2 separate regions of the Homo sapiens genome follow, and region 1 is linked to region 2. Evidence: read pairs that join two places in POLR2A ChIA-PET (ENCODE). Cell type or tissue: MCF 10A. All regions are shown on one strand.

Region 1 (2,500 bases), 100 kb before region 2:
AGATTTCATGACAAAGACACCAAAAGCAATCACGAAAAAAAGGAAAAATTGATAAATGGGATCTAATTAAGCTTAAGAACTTCTGCACAGCAAAACAAACTGTCAACAGAGTAGACAATCTACAGAATGGGAGAAAATATTTGCAAACTATGCATGTGACAAAGGTCTAATATCCAGCATCTACAAGGAACTTAAATTACAAAAGAAAAACAAACAACCCTATTAAAAAGTGAGCAAATGACATGAACATACACTTCTCAAAAGAAGACATACATGTAGCCAACAAGCATATGAAAAAAAAGCTCAATATCAGTGATCATTAGAGAAATGCAAATCAAAACCACAATAAGACATCAACTCACACAACTCAGAATGGCTATTATTAAAAAGTCAAAAAAACAGCAGATGCTGGCAAGGTTGCAGGGAAAAGGAACCCTTATACACTGCTGGTGAGTTGGTAAATTAGTTCAACCATTGTGGAAAGCAGTATAGCGATTCCTCAAAGAGCTAAAAGCAGAACTACCATTCAACCCAGCAATCCCATTATTGAGTATATACCCAGAGGATTATAAATCATTCTACCATAAAGACACATGCACACAAATGCTCACTGCAGCACTGTTCACAACAGCAAAGACAAGGAATCAACATAAATGCCCATCAATGACAGACTGGATAAAGAAAATGTGGTACATATACATCTTGAAATATTACATAGCCATTAAAAAGAATGAGATCATGTCTTCTCTGGGAACATGGATGAAGCTGGAGGCTATTATCCTCAGCAAATTAACACAAGAACAGAAAATCAAATACTGCCATGTTCTCACTTGTAAGTGGAAGCTAAATGATAAGAACTTACTAACACAAAGAAGGAAACAACAGACACTGGGGTCTATTTGGGGGTGGGGGAGGAGGGAGAGGAGCAGAAAAGATAACTATTATGTACTGAACTTAATACCTGGGTGATGTAATAATATGTAAAACAAACACCCGTGACATGTGTTTATCTGTGTAGCAAACCTTAACATGTATCCCCAAACCTAAAATAAAATTTTTTTTTAAAAAAGGAGTTAAAAATCAAATCCAGGTCCATATCCTATCCATTTTGCTGAAGAACTCTTATTTTAAAATAATAATAATAACAGATTTATTTATTTATTTATTTTGAGATGGAATCTCACTCTGTCACCAGGCTGGAATGCACTGGTGCAATCTCAGCTCACTACAACCTCCACCTCCCCGGTTCAAGAGATTCTCCTGCCTCAGCCTCCCAAGTAGCTGGGATTACAGGTGCGCACCACCACGCCCAGCTAATTTTTGTATTTTTGGTAGAGATGGAGTTTCATCATGTTGGCCAGGATGGTCTCAATCTCTTGACCTTGTGATCTCCTGGCCTCGGCCTCCCAAAGTGCCGGGATTACAGGTGTGAGCCGCCACACCCGGCCTAAATTTATTATTTTAAAAAGCAAATCAGTAGCTCTGTCATTTTCTGACTACACATTCACTTTTTTAAGTTTAACCCATTTTCCCATTCCTTCCTTGGTGAAACCCAGATATTTATGCTGCCTTTAAGAGCACACCATTTATTTATATAATGTTTAACAATGTGTGATGAATTTTAAATTCAATCCTCTTCATCAGAGCCTGGACTAGAGCTTTAAGAAGGGCTGGAAAGCCTGGACAACACAGCGAGACTCTGTCTCAAAAAAAAAAAAAAAAAAGAAAAAGAAAAAGAAGGGCTGGGCAAAGCGGGGAAGACGAAAAGGCATGTTTACTTGGCCAGACCAGCTAATTCCAGATTGTCCTCGCATCCAACAAATATCTTTCCATCCCATTCTCTCAGTTTCAACTATTGCTTATAGGCAAACCACTCTCAACTTTGAGTCTCTAGCCCTAAAGTCTTTTCTAAGCTCCATAACCTAATTGCCAAGTGCCTGCTAGACATCCTAGTCCCCTTGGATGTTCTGCACTGAATCCATCTTCTACATGCTCATTCGTTGTCCTTTATCCTCATTAACGGTCTCACCTCAAGCTCTCATAAAACCATTTCCTTCTCCTTCACTGCCTACATTGCCTCCCAACAAATCCTATTTCGTTTACCTCCACACTGTCTCCTTATCCACCCCTGCTGCCCAAGTCGTTGTCCTCACTCCTGGACCTATTCCCTGCTGTTGTCTTTGCCTCTAAGCATAACTATCTTCCACGTTATCACAAGGTTCAACTGCCCCACAACTTCAATATAGTATGTGTCAATTCTCTGGTCAAATCTTTCCAAGGACTTCTTGCTTTCTTCACATTAAAGCCAAACTCCCTAGTCCCAAATCACTATCTATACCTTTATTTCCTGCTGCCATCACAACTCTAGCAATACCAAGTTGCTCACCAACCATGGCACTTCTACAACTAAATCAAAATAAATAGAAAAAAGTGTATATTTTTAAACAAAGGGGGGGATTTAGAATGTTCCCAACACAAATGTTAAATGCTTGAGGTGATG
Region 2 (2,500 bases):
ATGGTAGAGTGGAGAATCTTCTACCTTTACTCTTTCAGCATATTGGAATATTTGAAGCACTCTTTGGTGGGAAGGTTAATGGAAAGACTCAGTGGAGTGTGTGTATGCTTTTTTTTTTTTTGAGTATGCAAAGTACAGTAACTTTTTCAGGGCATTGCTTAGAAATGGACATGTGTGTGTGTAAGTTATGCATAAATGAAAATATAAATAAATATATATATAGTTTTATATATATAAGTAAGTTTGTTAATTTTCAGTATGATGGATCTGATGCCGCTGAAGACAGAAAGACTCAGCACGGCTTTACCACAGACTAAATGTGTGATCTGGAGAAAGTTATTTAACCCCCAGCTCAGTTTCCTCAATTGTAAATTGTTATTATTATCAAACTCAGAGGCTTATCGTGAGGATTAAACGAGATACCAAATGAAGTGTGCCTGGCCCACAGATGTTAAATGAGAGTTTAATGGAGATATGGATTATTGTCATCAAAATCTTGGTTTCTTACCCACTCATTTACTCTCTGGGATAGTTTGGAAGAAATTATACATAAGAGACAGCCTGCTTGGGGAAGACTTGATGAGGAGGAGAACTGGTTGGGTGGACATATTTGATCCTTGATGCAACTCCAATATGTGTAATGGCAACCTAAACCTCCTTTAGACAGATGATGGTAGTCATGCAGCTTGTCATGGTAGGAGGTTTCAAAATAAATTTCCTCTGCAGCAGTGCTAGGTTGTTTGCTTAGGAGATTGTACTTCTGACCTAGATCCACCCTCTCTCTCTGGACCACAGCTGATAAAGAGAAACATCTGGATTCTCCAGGTTCACTGGTCTGGGAGGAGGAGAGGGTGGAGATCTGGGCTGAGAGTGAAGACACCTGGATTCTGGTCCCACTCACCACTTGCCCATGGGCACATCACTTCATCTCTGAGTCTCAACTTCCGTGGGTTCAAACTGATGTTCTCTACATTCTTTCCAAGTTCTAGTATCTCATTATTCTACGAATGTATAACTTACTTTCTAGCTGAAGAACATGATCATACTAGACAAAGGCAATGCCAAAATGAAATCGCCTCATTCCGTTATGCAATTTCTTTGGCTTTCTAAAAGGAGTAGGGCGGGATTCAGCCAGATGAATAATGATAAGCAAACATGTTTCTAAATCCAGGATGCAGAGTCTGGTCTTTAATAACTTGGAGGCAATGCCCTCTGCTCTCTCTAACACACCCACCCCAGCGGTCCAACACAGGGCTCCTGGTTGGGAGGAATTGCTCTTACTCTTTGGCGAGGTTATTCTATTGGATTTCAGAGCTGGTTTTCAAGTGTCTGTCATTCCAGAGAGACTCTCCTCGGTTCTCAGGCACCCAGCAGAGGCAGCTCACACCCTCTCTCCACATGTTACTGTGGATGAATGTGTCAGAGCAAGTTGAGTCATGGGAAAGGCATGAGCTCTCCTACCTGCTCCCCAGGCAGGTCCCTCCAGGGCTATTTTCTCTGGAACCAAGCTTAGTCACTTGCCAAACTCTCAAAACAGAGATGTCTCTAAAATTCCAGGACTGTTTGTTCCCAGGCAAAGTACCTTATTTGGTGGTAAACATAAAGTGGATAGAAAGTCTCTTCTGAGAAAAGCCACCCATTGAGTGATGAGAACTGGCCACCAAGAATATAACTGGGCACTTACTAGCACAAGCAAGTATAATTGCCATTGCTACATTTGTAAAGCCCTTGGCCATTGATGAAGCCCTTTTGCATGCTTTGCACCAACGTATTGGCCTCACCACAACTCTATGTAGTAGGTAGTATTATTTTTAAATTAATTAATTAATTATTATTATTTTTGAGATGAAGTCTTGCTCTGTTGCCCAGGCTGGAGTATAGTGGCATGATCTCAGCTCACTGCAACCTCCACCTCCTAGGTTCAAGCTATTCTCCTGCCTCAGCCTCCTGAGTAGCTGGGACTACAGGCACCAGCCACCACGCCCAGCTCATTTTTGTAATTTTTAGTAGAGATGGGGTTTCACCATGTTGCTCAGGCTGGTCTTGAACTCCTGACCTCAGGTGATCTGCCTGCCTTGGCCTCCCAAAGTGCTGGGATTACAGGCGTGAGTTACTGCACCCAGCCTTTTTTTTTTTTTCTTTTTGGAGAGACAGGGTCTCACTCTGTCACCCAGGCTGGAGTGCAGCAGTGCAATCATGGCTCATTGTAATGATAGGTATTATTAAACCTATTTTCCAATGAGGAAAGTGAAGTTTAGGAAGACTAATTTTTGCCCAAAGTCACACAACAGATAAAGAGTGAGTCTGGGACCTTAACTCAAGTCTTCTGACCCTGAATTCAGTGCTTTTACCATCAATACAACAGAACCAGGAAGTCCATTCAAATCTACATCCCCATATAAGCAGGAAGAACTCTGTGAATACTTCTTGGTCAATGATCTCGTGATTCATCAGCCCAGTTTTCTTGACAATATCATTTTTATAGCCGTTTAGTCATTTT

The links. Peaks named below come from ENCODE experiments on the same cell type or tissue, not always from the same donor. Only the 100,000 strongest peaks of a DNase experiment are listed, where the experiment ranks them.
Region 1: POLR2A ChIA-PET joins it to region 2 with 5 read pairs; 4 of 35 experiments call an interaction of 5 or more read pairs at or near these places.

What each region holds. Positions count from the first base shown.
Region 1 is chr15:85,445,935-85,448,434 of GRCh38, reverse strand. All of the region lies in intron 1 of AKAP13 (A-kinase anchoring protein 13), which reads right to left. Among named protein-coding and RNA genes, the nearest start is that of AKAP13, 67 kb to the right of the region's middle. In MCF 10A, no CTCF peak of the experiment used is centred here; no DNase peak of the experiment used is centred here.
Region 2 is chr15:85,343,641-85,346,140 of GRCh38, reverse strand. No RefSeq gene overlaps it. Among named protein-coding and RNA genes, the nearest start is that of MIR7706, 36 kb to the left of the region's middle. In MCF 10A, no CTCF peak of the experiment used is centred here; DNase peaks (open chromatin) are centred at 1,234, 1,690 and 2,480.